2 separate regions of the Homo sapiens genome follow, and region 1 is linked to region 2. The links are chromatin loops, found by intact Hi-C in ENCODE. Cell type or tissue: dorsolateral prefrontal cortex. All regions are shown on one strand. Links, peaks and the distances in the headings refer to the core of each region. The heading gives the core; the rest is flanking DNA. Region 1 overlaps NR6A1 (nuclear receptor subfamily 6 group A member 1). Region 2 has its middle 110 kb from the start of LHX2.

Region 1 (9,360 bases), core at 693-8,692, 410 kb before region 2:
TCTCTGTCATCAGACACTTAAATTGTTTTCACTTCTTGACTATTTTGAATAATGCTGCAGTGAACGTGGGAGTGCAGATATCTCTTCACAATCCTGATTTCAGTTCTTTTGGATTAATACCCATAGATGGGATTGCTGGATCATATGGTGTTTCTATTTTTAACTTTTAGAGGAACCTCCATGCTGTTTTCCATAGTGGTTGCACCGTTTTACATTCCCACTAACAGTGCACAAGGGTTTCCATTTCTTCACATCCTTACCAGCACTTGTTATTTTCTGGACTGGTTTTTTGTTTGTTTGTTTGTTTGTTTTGGGGTTTTTTTGTTGTTGTTGTGTTCTTTTACATACAACAGACATAACAGGTGTGAGGTAATATCTTCAAGTTTTGATTTGTATTTTCCTGATGATAAGTGATATTGAGCATCTTTTTATATACCTATTGGTCATTTGTCTTCTTTGGAGAAATGTCTGTTCAAGTTTCTTGTTCATTTTTCAGTGGGTTTTGTTTTGTTTTTTTTCTGTTCCTGAGTTATGGGAGTTCCTTGTATGTTGTGGATGTTGACCCCTTATCAAATGTATGATAATATATTCTCCCATTTCATAGGTTATCTTTTTACCCTGTTGATTGTTTCCTTTGTTGCACAGAAGCTTTTTAGTTTAATGTAGTCACACTTGGCTGTTTTTGTTCTGTTGTCTGTACTTTTGGTGTTGTATCCAAGAAATCACTGGCAAGACCAGTTTTATGAAGATTTTCCCCTGTGTTTTCTCCAAGGAGTTTTATAGTTTTAGGTCTTACATTTAAATATTTAATCTATTTTGAGGTTGACTTCTGTGAACGGTATAAGGGGTCGATGTCTTTTGGGGGCTGGGGGCGGGGCATGTGGATGTAGTTTTCCCAGCACTATTTGTTGAAGAGAGTATCCAAAATGTGGTGGTAGAAAGCCTCACAAAGGACATGACATTTGGGGTTTTTTGTTTGGTTTTGTTTTGTCTTCTTTTAAGACAGGGTCTTGCTCTGTCACCCAGGCTGGGGTGGGTTAGTGCAATCATGGCTCACTACAGCCTCAATCTTCTGAGCTTAGGCCAGAATCTCCTGCCTCAGTCTCCAGAGTAGGTAGGACTACAGGCATGCACCACCAGGCCCAACTAATTTTTCTATTTTTTGTAGAGACGGGTTTCACCGTGTTGTCCAGGCTGGTCTTGAACTCCTGGAACTCCCAAAGTTTTGGGATTACAGGCATGAGCCACCATGCCTGGCAAGAGGTGACATTTGAATTGAATCTTAAAGGGCAAGTAGGAGATTGTCATTGAGGAGTGGTGTTTCAGGGTTAGGAAAGAATAGCCTCAAGGACAAAAAGGAGTTGAAAGAACCTTGAGGCTTCACGGCTTGAGAGTAGTGTAAATGAGCAGGAGGAAGGCCACGAAGGGCCATGGTGCCAGTAGGAAGGAAGCCACGCCGTCCTAAGATTAGTGAGAGGCCCGGAATATGGGGATGGAGGAGAGGGAACCTAGGTTTCTGGGAAATCCTATGAGATTTAAATAAGCTCTCAGTCCTGAAGAAAGAGCAAGTGTCCTGAGCACCCATCTAACATGTCTCAATTCCTTGTCAAAGATATCGGAAGAAGAAATCGAAAGGATCATGTCTGGGCAGGAGTTTGAGGAAGAGGCCAATCACTGGAGCAACCATGGTGATAGTGACCACAGTTCCCCTGGGAACAGGGCTTCGGAGAGCAACCAGCCCTCACCAGGCTCCACACTGTCTTCCAGGTGAGCTTTAAGGCAAACCCATGGTCATCATCTAGGGATCCCCCACCAAAGGGAGAGCTACAGAAAACCTCTGGCTGAGTATCCCTGCCAGGCTGTCTCAGCCATTGTACTGTTGCTCCCTCAGACTCTTGGAGTAGGGGTCAGGAAGATTAAAAACAGTGTTTCCCAGCCCCTTTTATGCTAAAGACCTTGAAAATGTCAGTGGTCTCTTCTGCAGACTGATAAAGTGCTATAGCTTCTATCCATGCCCGTGCATTCTTCACCTAACAGAATAACATTTTAAATGTTGCCATTTTCCCTCATTTATTTTATCACTGAAATAAACCTTTTTGACAGTTTTGAATTAAACTGTAATTTCTCTGCCTCACAAGAGTCAATGTTTTTCACTTTATAAATTTTAAGAAACATTGAAGGCTTTTTAAGCCAGTCAAATTTGCTGCTATCAGAGAATACAAACTTAGAAACTCTTGGTTCAAGCATATCTTTAGTTAGTTGTCGAGTGTGAAATAGATCCTTCAGCTATTAGGGAAGCTTTCCTTTCCCCAGAAACCTTTCTTATAGGATATGGATTGACAAACTTTTTCTGCAAAGGCCAGATAGTAAATATTTTCAGCTTTCCGGGCCTAATGGTTTGGATCTCAGCTTCTCCATTCTGCCTTTGTAGTGTGAAAACAGCTATGGCCATGGACATTATGTGAACCAGTGAGCATGGCTGTGTTCCAAAATAGGCAGTGGGCTGGATTTAGCTTGCAAGCCAAAGTTTGCCAACCCCAGTTATAGGAGATACATTTAGGCAAAAGCTGGAAGATTTTTTTTTTTCTTAAGAGATGCCAGGCATGGTGGCTCACATCTGTATTCCCAGCACTTTGGGAGGTCAAGGTGGGTAGATTGCTTAAGTCCAGGAGTTCAAGACCAGCCTAGGCAACATGGCAAGACTCTGTCTTTTTTTGTTGTTGTCGTTGTTAATTAAATACTTTTTTTTTTAAAAAAAGAGATGGAGTCTTGCTATGTTGCCCAGGCTTGTCTCAAATTCCTAGCCTTAAGTGATCCTTCCACCTCAGCCTCCCAAGTAGCTGAAACTGTAGGTGCACACCACTGTGGCTGGCTTAGGTTTTTTTTTTTTTTTTAATTAGTTGACAGAGTGGTTAGCTTTCTCCAAGAAAGGAAAGGAAGGCAAAAATCTACCTTTGTCTTCATATTTAATTAAAGCTTTTATCCCATTCAGGTGCCCCTTCGTTTGTTCTTTCCTTGGACTATTTAGGGGGTTGTTGCCACATGCCGGGTTCCTTGCTAGATGCTGGATTTGTTTTGTGGCCTAGCCAGGACTTAGCCTGTCTGTGCCTTAGTTTTCCTAGCAGTATTATAATATAAATACCTACTTTGTCATCATAGTCTACAAGTATCTGTTAAAAAACTGTCCAGACATGGCACCTATACAAAGAATTCATTCAACCAATATTTATTCATTACCTACTCTGCCATGCACTGAGTGTCCAGTGGCGACCCCAACATTCATATACCCATAGAGTCTTTGTCTTACAGATGGGAATCTAGTAGGAGAGACATGAATTTAACTATTAATTATGCCCCCTGGCTTGATGAAGACACATACCTCATGTTCAAAGAATACCTAAAGTCACCTTCTGGCTCACTTCCTTTGAGTAATTACTAGACTTGCCATGGCTCTGTTTGACGCAAGACTTTTCTCTCCAGTAGGTCTGTGGAACTGAATGGATTCATGGCCTTCAGGGAACAGTACATGGGAATGTCTGTGCCTCCACATTACCAATATATACCGCACCTTTTTAGCTATTCTGGCCACTCACCACTTCTGCCCCAACAAGCTCGCAGCCTGGATCCCCAGTCATACAGTCTGATTCACCAGCTGTTATCAGCCGAGGACCTGGAACCATTGGGCACGCCCATGTTGATTGAAGATGGGTGAGTGAGCTCCGCCCTTCTTGGCCCCTTGCAGTCTCAAAGTGTCCCTACCCCACACCCACTCGCGTCCCTGGCTCCTATACCCGTGGCTTCAGAATGAGTTGGGGGGATAATGACTCAAGTGTCAGGGGACAAATCTGTGCTTATCTTTGAAACCAGTGATCCCTTATTTTTTCCTTAAGCATCCTTTCTCATAGAGTTGAGGTTACTTTCCAGTTCCTATGGAATTGAGATAGAAGGGCCTTTGATTCTGCTTGGGCCTAGGTAAGCCAGGTGCTGGGATGGGTCAGAGCACTTCCATGCTAGAGATGAGCAGTAATTCTGGGAATAGTTATATATCGGATATAGGCTCCTTCACAAAGCCCTGGCTGGTTGTAGCCTGTCTGCACCCCTCACCAGCATCCCCATGGCTAGCCTGGTGGCATGTGACCACTTTAAGTGCAGGCTTGAGTGGGTAGAAGGAGTATTCTTTCAGTCTTTAGTCACTTCTACCTGAGGAGATAACAGTTCAGCCTTCGGGCCTACCCATTGCTGCATCCATTACTCCTTTGGCCTAGAGCATAAACGATTTGAGTGTTATCAAGCTTAGACCTCCCAGGAAGGTATCCTGAGATTTCTTAAGCTAGTCTCCAGTTTCAGAAGAGGAGATTAAAATATCTACCCACAAGGAGGTCACACAAACCCTTTGTAAATCTAGATGTAGGAAGCCGGGCGTGGTGGCTCATGCCTGTAATCCCAGCACTTTGGAAGGCCTAGGTGGGCGGATCACCAGGTCACGAGTTCCAGACGAGCTGGCCAACATGGTGAAACCCCGTGTGTACTAAAAATACAAAAATTAGCTGGGTGTGGTGGCACACGCCTGTAATCGCAGCTACTCAGTAAGCTGAGGCAGGAGAATTGCTTGAACCCAGGAGGTGGAGGTTGCAGCGAGCTGAGGTTGCGGTGAGCCGAGATTGCGCCACTGCACTCCAGCTCTGGGTGACAGAGTGAGACTCCGTCTCAAAAAAAAAAAAAAAAAAAATTTAGATGTGGGAGTGTGAGGAAAAGTCTTGGCAAGGGGCCTTGAGAGGAAGAAAGCTGAAACTCTTGGGTCTGTGAGTCTGTGGTCTCAAAGCCGGCTTTTATTCCAGTTTTAGCTTAAAGGAAAGGCTGAGCAATGCTGGTTCCTGAACTCACCACCAGGGGGTGGAGTGAGAGCAGAAAAATCTTCTGAACTTGTTCTCTTTCCTTCAGTGGTCTGGACGCGAGGCTTATTTTTGTGCCAGTTCCTTTGTTAGGTGGGCATCAGATCCACCCCATTAGAGTTCCATTGCCAGAACTTGAACAGGAGTGACTTGGATTTTCTCTAAGACATGGAACATTAGAGAACACCAACAATAAAAGTCATATTCCCTGACAATTGGACACATTTCTTTTTTTTTTTTTTTTAGACAGAGTCTTGCTCTGTCACCCAGGCTGAAGTGCATTAGCGCAATCTCAGCTCACTGCAATCTCCGCCTCTCAGGTTCAAGTGATTCTTCTGCCTCTGCCTCAGCCTCCCGAGTAGCTGGGATTACAGGCATGTGCTACCACGCCCGGCTAATTTTTGTATTTTTAGTAGAGATGGGGTTTCACCATGTTGGCCAGGCTGGTCTCGAACTCCTGAACTCAAGTGGCCTCCAAGTGCTGGGATTACAGTCATGAGCCATTGCACCCAGCCAATTGCACACATTTCTAAGTCTCCTTTCCCCTTAGCAGCCTTTCCTCACCAGACCCGCCTCTCCAGCCCTGAACTTGCTGCTGGCCTCAGCCTTCCCCCTTTATCAGAAAATCACACTGAATGGAACTGGAGACCCGTGGGCATGGAGCAAGGAGCCCATTGCCAGGGTCCCTTTGTGCCCTTGGGACTACCTTCTCTCTGTACCCTTATCCTCACCCTCTGACCAATGGAAGTGACTTTCCCCTGTCCCTGCCCCTCAGATACGCTGTGACACAGGCAGAACTATTTGCCCTGCTTTGCCGCCTGGCCGACGAGCTGCTCTTTAGGCAGATTGCCTGGATCAAGAAACTGCCTTTCTTCTGCGAGCTCTCAATCAAGGATTACACGTGCCTCTTGAGCTCTACGTGGCAGGAGCTAATCCTGCTGTCTTCCCTCACCGTTTACAGCAAGCAGATCTTTGGGGAACTGGCTGATGTCACTGCCAAGTACTCGCCCTCCGATGAAGAACTACACAGGTGAGGCCTCCTGGCTGGGGAGGAAATACCAAACAACCAAACAATTGTCATCCCTGTAAGGCAGAGTTGCCTGGCCCTTCAGAGGATAGGCACTACACCTCATAGGCCTGGATTTGAATCCTCACTCTGCCACTGACTAGATTTGTGACCTTGGCCAAGTCTCTGATCCTCAGGTTCTGAACTGGTAAAATGGGGTGATAACACAATTTCCCCAGTAAGATGGTTGTTAGGAATACATTTTATGCATTCAAGCTTAGCAGAATGCTAAGCTGTAATTTTTTTTAAATTAATTTATTTTTTGAGACAGAGTCTCATTCTGTCGCCCAGGCTGGAATGTAGTGGCGCAGTCTTGGCTCACTGCAACTCTTGCCTCCCGGGTTCAAGTGATTCTCCTGCCTCAGCCTCCCAAGTAGTTGGGATTACAGGTGCCTGCCACCACACCTGGCTAATTTTTGTATTTTTAGTAGAGACGAGGTTTCACCATGTTGGCGAGACTGGTCTCAAACTGTTGACCTCAAGTGATCTACCCGTCTCAGCCTCTCAAAGTGCTGGGATTACAGGTGTGAGCCACTGCACCCAGCTGATCTTTATTATACTTGGATTACTGAGATAACGCATCCAGGAAAAATAAAAATATAAATTCTGCCTACAAGGCAAGAGAGGCTCTGAACTGGAGTTTACAATCCAAGAAAGAGACCTAGGGGTCATTTTGGTGCCTATAGTGTGCCAGGCATTAGGCTAGATTTTTTTTTTTGAGACGGTGTCTGGCTCTGTCACCCAGGCTGGAGTGCAGTGGTGCAATCTTGGCTCACTGCAAGCTCCGCCTCCCGGTTTCATGCCATTCCCCTGCCTCAGCCACCCAAGTAGCTGGGACTATAGGGGCCCGCCACCACGCCCGGCTAATTTTTTGTATATTTAGTAGAGATGGGGTTTCACCGTGTTAGCCAGGATAGTCTCGGCCTCCCGACCTCATGATCCGCCTGCCTTCCAAAGTGCTGGGATTACAGGCGTGAGCCACTGCGCCCGGTCTAGACTAGATATTTTTAATTGTCTTCTTTCTTTCTCGCAGCCTCCAGCCTTATAGGTGGTGTTGTGCCTATTTTATAGATGAGAAAACTGAAATTCAGAGAGACTTTCCCATAAGGGTTTGGGATTTGAATCCAGAGCCTTAGATTTGAGCATATGCCTGCCTGCCTGAAAAGCTTAGGTTCTTTGACTCCGTCTGAGATGTGGTGAGATGTTGAAAGGATAGGACTAAAAGACTGAGCTATTCTCTTTGTCATTTTCTGGCATAAAATTTTATCCCAGCTGTCCAGTATCCTTAAAACCTCCCTGTCCAGAGTGGGTTGTCTCCCTGCTGTTCTGGGGCCTGTCCAAGCACACTTTTTACTCATTTACTCTGCAGACCTGGAGCACAGGGTGACCATATTTTCTGACCCCTAAAATCAAGACAGATGATCTGCTGAGATGACTTTCTGCCTTGTTAATCCATATGAAAAGTCTTATAGCCAGGCACGTGGCTCATGCCTGTAATCCCAGCACTTTGAGAGGCCGAGGCAGGTGGATCACCTGAGGTTGGGAGTTCGAGACCAGCCTGACTGACATGGAGAACCCCTGTCTCTACTAAAAATACAAAAATTAGCCAGGTGTGGTGGCGCATGCCTGTAATCCCAGGTACTTGGGAGGCTGAGGCAGGAGAATCGCTTGAACCTGGTAGGTGGAAGTTGCAGTGAGCTGAGATTGTGCCATTGCACTCCAGCCTGGGCGACAAGAGCGAAACTCCGTCTCAAAAAAAAAAAAAAAAAGTCTTATAATGCTTAGTTTGTATTTAAATAGACATTTCAATAAATGACCTTTATTGGCCAATTCAAAATACTGGAAGTCATGGGATTCCAGGGCACCAAGAAGGAGAAAAGAAAAGGTGCCCCTGGCCGGGTGCGGTGGCTCACCCCTGTAATCCCATCACTTTGAGAGGCTGAGGCAGGCAGATCACGAGGTCAGGAGATTGAGACCATCCTGGCTAACATGGTGAAACCCCGTCTCTACTAAAAATACAAAAATTAGCCGGGCATGGTGGCGGGCGCCTGTAGTCCCAGCTGCTTGGGAGGCTGAGACAGGAGAATGGCGTGAACCCAGGGAGGTGGAGCTTGCAGTGAGCCAAGTTTGCACCACTGCATTCCAGCCTGGGCGACAGAGCGAGACTCCGTCTCAAAAAAAAAAAAGGTGCCCCTATCCATGAAAGTTGGAGAGGGGAAAGTAGCAGCCCTTACACTTTCTTCACAGAACTGGGATCCATCTCCCCCTCCCACCCAGTTGTGGCATAAAGACAAGCCAAGACTCAGGAAGAGCACAGTGCTCCAAGACCTGCAAGGGCCCTTTGCACAGCTAGGGGAGGGAGGAGTCAGCTTGCTGACTCTCTCTACTTGTTTTCTAATATTTCCTTATTAATGATGCTTACTGGCTTCAGGGTGATCTGTAAATGACAGAGTTTTGAACCCAGCTGACACTCTGTCTGGTAAATAGAGCTATCTGATTTTGCAGTTGACCTAACCCCTTGTCCAGAGACTCTAATTCATTGTTTCCATCAAATTCCTGTCTCCTGCTCCATAACTCTGCTCCATAGGGGTGTTTGGATAGCAGTCAGCCTGCTCTGATGCTGTCAGGGTTTGCAGAGCTGGCCCAAGGATCCCAGCCTCTCTGGGTGCCTGGAATCTACCAGTTCGGCCTGGGACTACAGGATCAGCCTTTGGACTCCACTTCCAAGTAATGGGTTTGCCCAGGCCCTCTGCAGGCAGGCAGGGGTCACTGGCAGTACAGGGTTCTCTGGCTTTGAGCTTCATAATGCATCCCATCTCACTGTAGCCAGTCCCTTAAGCCCCAAGACCAAGGCAGAAGTCAGTAACAGCAGAAGTAGTGAGGAAACTTTTCCTTCCTTGGTAGGAATTTTTCTCATCAAGGAGGATCTAAAGCTGTACCGTCCACTACAGTAGCCACTAGCCTCATTTGGCTTTTAAAATGTAAATTTATTAAAATTAGAAATTTAGTTCTCATTTGCACCAGCCACATTTCAAGTGCTCAGTAGCCACGTGGCGAGTGGCTACTAGTACAAATAAAGATCATTTTTATCATCACATAAAGTTTTATTGAGCGTTGCTGTCTTTAGAACATGTGTTGCTGCTGAGCTGTCAAGTGGCTTCTGAGAATAGGAATGGATTTGTTGTTAGGACTCTACTGTGGAATCCATCGATGCAAAAATAACAGTTAAACTTCAACATGTTAGTTCTGATTCCATGGCCATTTACTGAGTATCATGTGTTTTGTGGGGAGGAAGCTGGGATCACAGGTGATGCAGACATGGTTTCTGACTCAGAGTCCCTATCCTTGATTTAGTGGACTGGGAGGCAAAAAGAAGCAGATACAGCTTACAGTGCAGGGTTG
Region 2 (9,360 bases), core at 836-8,835:
AGAATAAATATGGCGCCCAACCTGCACATAGGGGACTGGTCCAGGAGCACCCAGCACTGCCTTCTATTACTCTTATTCCTAAGCCTCACATACAATTTGCATATCATTATCATATTTATCCTCAGCTCTTGCAGCAATCCTGTGTCACCTACATAGACTCCAGCATGCAGAATGACCCCAGAGGTGCGTGTACACACGAGCACATGCACCCAGGCACACGTGTCCACATGGACAGCGTCCGGCAGCACACAGGCGTGAGCCCCATGAGAAAAGCTTCACTAGTGCAGACAAGGGAAAGGAGCACCGCCCTGCAGCTCCCCAATGTGGTCCTCCATGACCCCTGGCCTCCCCTACCCTCCTGCACCACAGCCTGCCCCTGCTGGAGCCCCTTCACCCTCTCCCTCCCGTATATTTTTTCTTTGTGCCCTTTCCTGAACTCAGCTCTGCCACCAGGCTCTGCAGGAACCTTATTTTTACAGCTTCAGGGAGGAAACTCTCGGAGAGAAGGGATGGCTTTGCTAAGAGGGTAGGTGCGTAATGCCCTGAGCCACTGCCAGCCCAGTTCCCAAGGGGCAAGGTTTCCCCGCCTCAGCTGTGATGGTGGCTCTAGTCAGCCAGGACCAGCCCGGGGACTGCCCGAGGGACCTTCCTGGCAAGCTGGCTCAGTGCCACTGCCCAGTCTCCCCTCACGGACGGGAACACCCTGGGCAGGCTCTGGGCTCTGAACCCAGAAAGGTCCACAGACCAGCACCCAGGGGGAGGGATTCTGCATCAGCGATGGGGGCAGATCCCGAAATTCTCCTTGTTTGACATCTCCCTTTAGGGCAGGCAGCTCCAGGGCTTTGTTCATCTGTAAGGATCAGAGGACTTGCAGGGTGGGCTATGGGACCAAGGGGTCTACCCAGGAGGCTGGAGGGAGAGGGACTAGTCCTGGAGCTCTTGGCACCAGAGAGAGGGAGGGAGAGGGAAGACGTGGGGCTTGGGAAACAAAGGAGAGAAGCAGAGCATGTCTTATGATGGTTGAGTTGCCTGTCAGGTGCAGAGGCCAGGGAAGATCACCTCCTAGACCCACGTTCATCTTGCCCTCTTTTTTTTTTTTTTTTTTTTTTTTGAGACAGGGTCTCACTCTGTCTCCCAGGCTGGAGTGCAGTGGCATGATCTCAACGCTCTGCAACCTCTGCCTCCCGGGTTCAAGCGATTCTCCTCCATCGGCCTCCCCAGTAGCTGGGATTACAGGTGCGTGCCACCATGCCCGGCTAATTTTTTCTATTTGTAATAGAGATGGGGTTTCACCATGTTGGCCAGGCTGGTCTCAAACTCCTGACCTCAAGTGATCTGCCTGCTTCGGCCTCCTAAAGTGCTGGGATTACAGGCTTGAGCCACTGCGCCTGGCCCATCTTGCCCTGTTGTTCCTTCCTCCATCATCTCTCACCTATAAACTTGCCAAGAGAGCCAAAGGGTTCCTCCAACGCTTCCCACTAACTTCCATCCACTCAATGCTCTTCCTGGCTGTCTGACATCTGGCTGGAAAGACCCAATGTGACATCAGATGCTCCCCCTCCGGGGTCCCTTTCTTGCTCCCTCACCTCACAGCCTCCTGGGCCCCTGGGCCTCTGCCAAGAGTTGTTGACAAGATTGGGCACCTTGGAGTCCTTGTCTGTGCCAGGAGTGTCTCCTGGGAAAGCCAGGGGGCACCTTTTCTGGCACAGGGCCTGGGGAGCGGCCTCCGAGGGCTCCCCCAACACACCCACCCTCTTTCTGCTGCAGAGCAGGAATGTTGATTTCAGTGCAAATAACTCATTATTTTGCTTCCCAGACCAGAAAGCCCCACATGTGGAGTTAATTCCCCATTCTGACTTAAGGCTAGTGCCAGTCAGAACTGGGAGTTTTGCTTAATACCCACTAGGCACCATTGTTTCCATCACAGGGTTAATTAGTCCCCAAGAGCCTTGAGCCGAGGGAGGCTGCTCTGGGTGGAGAGTCCAGAGACCCAGATTTTGAATCTGCATTTGCCAACGACCATCTGCTTGAGCTTCACTAGACAAGGCCCTTTCTCTCTCCGGACCTCAGTTTTCCCATCTGCAAAATGAGCAGGTGAACCTGGATGATCACCAAAGTCCTTTCCGGCTGTCTCAAAGTTTCCGTGACATTCTGTGGTGCTGACATTCTGTAACACCCGACAACGGTCTAGCATGATGATGTTCTAAGTCATTCCATGACATTTACAGCTATCTGCAGCACTGTCTGATGACGTTGTCTTCGGAAGGTGGTCCTTGACATTCCATGACATTTACAATGATCTGCAGCATTCTATGACATCCGTTGACATTTACAAGAATTCAGAATACCCCGTGACATTCTTTGACATTCCAGAGCATTTTACGACATTCCTGGACATTCTATAGCACTCTGTGGCATTCTAGTCATGATATTCTGTGGCATTCTGTGACATTCTAAGTTTATACTATGTAGATTCATCTCTCTTCCAAGGGTCCTCCCTGGCATCACTGGAGAAGTCACATTCCCACCCAAGGACTTTTCACCCTAAAGCTCCTCCTGCCCATGCTGTGTGACCCCTCTGTGGTCAGAAGTTCTTGAACTTGGGCCTCTAGAGTCAGGCAGCCACTCCAGGATCTTGATCTGGGCTTTGGGGGTGGGGTGGAGGGAATAGCAGTCTCCCCAGGGTGTTTTGCACCTAAAGAAATAGGTTTTCCCCTCCCCCACTGCCACCAGAGTATTCTAGTAAATGGCTCTTACCTTCAGGATAAGGGTTTCCCTTGGCATAGTGTTGAGTTTAAGCATACCAGATATTTGAAAAATTTCGACCTACAGGAACAGCAATTTTATTTTATTTTATTTTTTACTTTTTTTTGAGATGGAGTCTCACTCTGTCACCCAGGCTGGAGTGCAGTGGGGTGGTCTCAGCTCACTGCAGCCTCCCCCTCCCCAGGTTCAAGCGATTCTCCTGCCTCAGCCTCCCAAGTAGCTGGGATTACAGGCACGTGCCACCACGCCTGGCTAATTTTTAGTAGAGCCAGGGTTTCACCATGTTGGCCAGGCTGGTCTTGAACTCCTGACCTCAAGTGATCCACCTGCCTTGGTCTCCCAAAGTGCTGGGATTACAGGCTTGAGCCACCATGCCTGGCCATGGGAACAGCAATTTTATGCAGTTCAACCTAATACAGCAGAAAGAATGTGGGAATTTCTTTCTGCTGTATTAGGTTGAACCATATACAATTTGGGAATCAGATGGCCCTGGGGCAAATACTGGTACTGTTATTTGTTAGCTGTGAAACTTGGGGCAACCTCACCCGGCCTCACTTTCCTCATCCATCAATGGAGATAATCATGGGTTGTTTTTCAAGGGTTTGTAGAGGACTCAGGGAAATGCCGAGGGTGAAGAGGAACGCCTAGGGTCTGGAACAGAATAAGAAGGCTCAGGATCTTTCTTCCTCCTTTTTCCCTTTTCCCTTCCCTTTTTCCCCTTCTCTTCCCTCCTTTTTCCCCATTCTCCCTTTCCCTAGAACAACAGTGAAACAATCCATGAGCAAAATGGCGCCAGCTGAAAAAGAGAGCCTGGGCATGGGTCTTGGCTGCTTCCTCCTTGCTGTTCAGCCTGGAGGATGCAGTTCTGTTCTGTGGGCCTCAGTGTTCCCATCTGTAGAATGGGCTGGAAGACCATGAGATCAACTAGGAAGACCCTTCCGGCTCTGATGGTCTGGGCTTCCCCAGCTGGGGGAACAGAAGGATGACAGAACAAGGAATCTTGAAGTCTGGTCGGGCAAGAATTGGGGAGCAAGGGGGTCACCATAGATAGTCTTTGAGGACAGGGCACTAGAAAGTGGCTTAAAGTCAGTGGAGGAGGCGAGACCTGAAGAAGTGCTTCTTTCTAAGCTTTGAGGGATGATGACTTGGTTGTAATGCTGCTGCTCCATAGAGTTTTAGAACGACCCCGTAGATCTCCGCTAACGAGGGTGGGCAGGTGCCCCACCGGGTGGGCCGCATCCTCTCCAGCCCTCCAGGCCCCCGCGGGAAGGACCCAGGCTGCTGTGGAAACCTTAAGAGACTGCGCCCCCTGGTGTCAGAACGCTGTCATTGCAGCATGGGACTTCCAGCCTGGGGAGGCAGCTTCTCACCTGCAGACGAGGGCTCCACCCTAGCCAGCAAGTTTCTTTCCAAGAGGAGGCTGGGGAGCAGCGCTTGGGAAGAAAGTGGCTTAAGTTGGGTCAAGCCTGTAGGGCTGAAGGCTGGTAAGGACCCTTCATTAACCTCTTGAGCAAATATTTATTGAGAACCTACTATGTGCCCGGCAGTGCGTTGGGCCCTTGGATCCAGCTTTGAACAAGACAAAGCCCTTGCTTGGCAAGGAGCCCACACAATCCAGGGCTCTCGGACTGGCTGAGGACCTGCTATGTGCCCAGGTCTTATCCCCCAGACTCTTCAAAGCAACTGTGGAGGCGAGAATTATCATCTCCATTTTATTTATTTATATTATTTTATTTTTTGAGACTGAGTCTCACTCTATTGCCCAGGCTGGAGAGCAGTGGTGCGATCTTGGCTCACTGCAACCTCTCTCTCCCAGGTTCAAGCAATTCTCCTGCCTTAGCCTCCTGAGTAGCTGGGATTACAGGTGCGCGCCACCATGCCCAGATAATTTTCGTATTTTTAGTAGAGACGGGGTTTCACCATGTTACCCAGGCTGATCTCAAACTCCTGACCTCAGTTGATCCGCCCACCTCGGCCTCCCAAAGTGCTGGGATTACAGGTGTGAGCCACCGTGACTGGCCTCATCTCCATTTTACAGGTGGGGGAACTGAGGCCTGAGGCCACACAAGTGTAAGGGGCAGAGCTGGGATCTGGACCATCAGACTTGGATCTGGGCCATCCAGAGTATCCCATCACACAAGGTTCATGTAGCAGAAATCACCTGCCCCTCCAAGCAAGTCACTTGCCTCCTCTGGGACACGGAGCCAGTGAGGTGCCTGGAGGATTACACAAGGTAGGGGGTGTCCTGATGCCCTTGCCCTGTGTCCAGGGAGACCTCCTTCCAAAGAGTGGGGGTTGCTCTCTGGAAGTGGGCATCCTGGGGCTCCGGGCATTGTTCTCATTGTCTGGCCCTCCTCTTTGTCTCTGGAGTATCCTGGGCTCGCTTCTCCCCCGGCAGAGCCAAGGGCCAGCTGCCTGGAGAGCAGGACCTGCCGGCCGCAGGCTCATTAGAGCCCTCGCAGACGCCCCTCTACCGGGACTCCCCACCCAGGGTCTGAGGGGGAGTTTGACACGAGTCTAAAAATAGCTGCTGTTTTGTTCCTTTGTTGGAGGGGAGGGGCTGGCAGAGGGATTCGGGCTCCTCTTAATGACCGACCCACCAAGAACAAAGGCTTTTCTTTGCGTTGGCTCTGCTTCCAGCAGCAGCAGGCCCCCGGCTCCAGTATCATCCTTGGGGCTCAAGTGGAACCCAAGCTGCTCCTGAAGAGCCAGCTTGAGGGCAAAGGCAGGCCCAGGCCTCTGACCAGGGCAGCCCCAGCCCAGGCTGACCGGCGGGCACATGGTGGGCAGTGGGGTCTGTGGGCAGGGCTCTGCAGGGGAGGGGTCTGCCTGTGACACTGTTTGTGATGTCAGACCCCCTGGCAAGGCTGGGGGCGGCAAGCATGGGACGGCAAATGACTGTGCGTGGCTGGTTGCAGGCAGGTGACTCTGTGGGATTGTGTGTGACTGTGCCTGGGACACTGCGTGGCTGTGTGCAGGCAACACCATGAGGGACTGTGTGGACGCTGCTGTGGAAATTGCATGACTGTGCCTGTGACACTGCGATGGGACTGGGCGTGAGCAGGTGAGGTCGTGAGTGACTGCGTGGCTGTGCAGGTGACAGCATGAGTGAGTGTTGGCTGTGCATAGTGAGACTCGCTAATGGGCAGGTGACGTTGTATGTGTTGGATTGACATGGGGTGATGGGGCTGATGGTACAGGGAACATTCTATGTGACTCTGTGACTGTATTGGTGACACTGGGAGGTGGGGCTAACTGTGCAGGTGACATTGCAAGTGGCCCTGGGACTGTGTGCAGGTGATCATGACTAAACCATTGTCAGGAAACTGGCAGATCTCAGAGCCCATCAGGCGCCTGGAACAGCTTCCGGCCCTCTTCTCACCTCCCCTTCTGTGGGGCAGCTCATGGGGCCCTCCCTTGGATGGCTCCTCCTGCCTCGCCTGCTGCTCACCTGCCACCTGTGTCTCTAGGCGTCCCTCTCTGCATCATCGGGTTCAGGGTATAAGGCCTCCAACCACCCAGCACGGGAGCTGCACTTGGGAGAATGACTGGAGCAAAAGCAAATGCATGACACTCCTGCTGGGACCTGCCCAGGAGAAAGGAGGCCAGAGGGGAGCCCGGGGGTGGCTGGGAGGGCTGCAGCTTGATCTGTAATGTTTGGTTCATTTTTAAAAGGGAGAACACATGCCTGTATATTTGCTGTGAATCTAGGTGGAATGATTATGTGTGATTATTATACTATTCTCTTGATTTTTCTGAATTTCTAATCTTTCAAAATAATGAACAAAAGCAAAACATGCTGATGATAGGATTTGTTATACACAAAAGTTAACATTGACTTCGTGTCAGGTGCTGATCTGAATGCTTTACATGGGTTATTTCACTGAATATTTACCGTTGTCCTAGGAAGGAGGTCCTATTGCCATCCCCCATTGTATAGATGGGGAAACTGAGGCTCAGAGGGATTTATTAACTTGCCCTCCAACACACAGCAGGTAAGTTGTGGATCCAGGATTCCTAACCCAGACCTGCCTACCCAACGATCATTTTCAGACGTATTCCTCCACCACCTGATACTTTCTTCTTCTCTCTCCCCCTTCAATGCTTTTAGCAAAAAAAGAGAGATAAATACATTTTTAAAAATAAAAACAAAACCAATAGAGTAAAAAATCTCTCTCTAGGAGTAATCACTGTTATCAATTGATCATAGATCCTTTCAGATGTTTTCTATTTACATGTGCATGTGTTTGTGTGTGTGTGTGTGTGTGTGTGTGTGTAGCTCGCAAGATCACAAATGTTATTCACATTACAACTTGGAAATGTGGATAAATGTTGTTTCTTTATTTTGTCTTCTTGAGCCCCACAACCATTGGCCAGTGGGAACAATAGGACACTTTCCCCTATGTGTGGATTCCATTTGTCCAGTCCAATCATCTAAACTGGTCCTTCTTGTAGTTCCTGATCTCCCCAGATAGCTCCCTTGTCTCGCTTCTCTCCAGTGGTTGTGCCTGGATGCTTAAGGGGAAGTGTGGCTTAGGTGGCTGTATTAGTCCATTCTTATGCTGCTATGAAGAAATACCCAAGACTGGGTAATTTATAAAGAAAAGAGATTTAATTGACTCACAGTTCTACATGGCTGGGAGGCCTCAGGAAACTTACAATCATGGTGGAAGACACCTCTTCACAGGGTGGCAGGAGAGAGAATGAGAGCTGAGTGAAGAGAGTAAAAGCCATTTATAAACCATCACCACCATGATTCCATTACTTTCCACCGGCTCCCTCCCATGACACTTGGGGATTATGAGAACTATAATTCAAGATGAGATTTGAGTAGGGACACAGCCAAAACATATCAGTGGCCTTGTGTGGGGGAGGGAGAGTTGGGGCCATAGGCTCAGAGTCACCATCTGCCTTCTCTGGCCTCTGGGACTGTGTCCCTCTCCCTGGTTGCCATGTGCCCTACAAGTGTTCAGACTGAAGGCTGAGGCTACTGTAATTTCTCATCCTCCATCCAGGCCATAGCCCAAAAGCCCCACCCAGATTCCCTCTGGCCTGAAGTCACCCTCTCTTGCCTCACAGTGGCCCTGGCTCTTACCACTGCCTCTACACGACACAGGAAAGCTTCAAGTCTCCCAAAGTGCTGGGATTATGGGTGTGAGCCACTGTGACTGGCCTACTTCATTTTTTTTTAATAGTGCTACAGTATACCAGAGTATAGATATACCAAAATTTAGTCATCCATATTTCCTCTGAACAACACAGGAAAGCTTCGAGTCTCCCTCTGCTGGCTGCCACTGCTACTAGGGGGGTGCTGAGCCAAGAGTCCCATGTGTTAATAATCAACCCTCATAATAAATCAACCCAAAATGTAATGGCTTCAAACAGCAGTCATCATGTAATATCTCTCCTGATTCCTCTGAGTTGGGAATTTGGTGAGGGGGAATTGGCTGGGCAGTTCTGGCGGAGTTGCTCCTGAGATTTTAGTAAGATGTCAGCAGGGCTGCAAATGATCTGCAGGTTGGACTGGGCTGGAGGATCCATTTTAAGTTGGCTCCTCATATTTCCGGCAAGCTAGCATGGGCTATCATCTCCTCTCTATGGGGGCCTCTCCATAGAGCAACTTGAGCTTCCTCACAGCATGGTATCTGGGATCCAAGAGTGAGCATCCTAAGAGAACCAGACAGAAGCTACGTTATCCTGATGACATAGTCTTGAGGTTACATAACATCACTTCTGCCATATTCTGGCCACAAGGGTGAACCCTGACTCAGTGCAACAGAGGACTGTCAAGCACTGTCTAGGGTGTGAGATTTTACCCTACTTGCAAGCTAACAAGTTAGCCTGCCACAGCTTCATGGATGCTGGTAGAAGACATGAGGCTCCAGGGTCTGACACAAAGGACAGGTCATGACTCACAGCAATAGCAGCAGCCAGAGTATCAGCATTTTCTCATTGGTTTCCAAGCCTAAATTCCCACATATCAACATGAAGAGCCCCAGAAATCCTGGGAACACACAGTGGACTGTGTCACAGGAGAGGAACCCCGAGTTTAGGAAGCCCAAGCCCTCTCTAATGGGCAGTGAGCATGCCTGCTTTTGGCTCTAGAGGGAGAGACTCTGCCTGTCTTCCAAGGCTGTTTGCATCAGAAAGAAATTATCCAAAGATGCCACAAAACATGGGCTGTGGTAGCCAGACTTCAAGATGGCCATTATTGGTCACCTTCTTGGGTAGTCCCTGTTGCAACACAATTCCCCATGAAGCTTGCTATAGATTTAATTATGTCCCTCCAAATTCATATGTTGGAGTCCTAACCCCCAGTGTGACTGTATTTGAAGGCAGGGCTTTCTGGAGGTAATTAAGGTTAAATGAGATCAGAAGGATGGGGCCCTAATCCAACCAGATTGGCGGCCTTATGAGAAGAAGAAGCAATCTCTCTCTCATTCTCTCTTCCCACCATGTGAGGACACAGTGAGAAGGTGGCCATCTGCAAGCCAGGAAGAGAGCCCTCACCAGCAACCAAATTGTCTGGCACCTTGACCTTGAACTGACAGCCTCCAGCATTGTGAGAAATAAAGTTCTGTTGTTTATGCCCCC

Evidence for each region. Peaks named below come from ENCODE experiments on the same cell type or tissue, not always from the same donor. Only the 100,000 strongest peaks of a DNase experiment are listed, where the experiment ranks them.
Region 1: a loop joins it to region 2, with 5 times the contacts of the local background. A loop is called at or near these places in 52 of 110 quality-filtered maps.

The regions. Positions count from the first base shown.
Region 1 is chr9:124,532,440-124,541,799 of GRCh38, reverse strand. NR6A1 (nuclear receptor subfamily 6 group A member 1) reads left to right here. Exons shown (of 10, transcript NM_033334.4): 5 at 1,613-1,767; 6 at 3,481-3,708; 7 at 5,668-5,922. Among named protein-coding and RNA genes, the nearest start is that of NR5A1, 30 kb to the right of the region's middle. RefSeq lists an enhancer at 5,587-6,087. In dorsolateral prefrontal cortex, for the core only: CTCF peaks have their summits at 4,695 and 4,896 (motif pointing right); a DNase peak (open chromatin) is centred at 4,889.
Region 2 is chr9:124,121,716-124,131,075 of GRCh38, reverse strand. No RefSeq gene overlaps it. Among named protein-coding and RNA genes, the nearest start is that of LHX2, 110 kb to the right of the region's middle. RefSeq lists an enhancer at 7,958-8,117. In dorsolateral prefrontal cortex, for the core only: CTCF peaks have their summits at 3,880 and 4,088 (motif pointing left); DNase peaks (open chromatin) are centred at 4,075 and 4,292.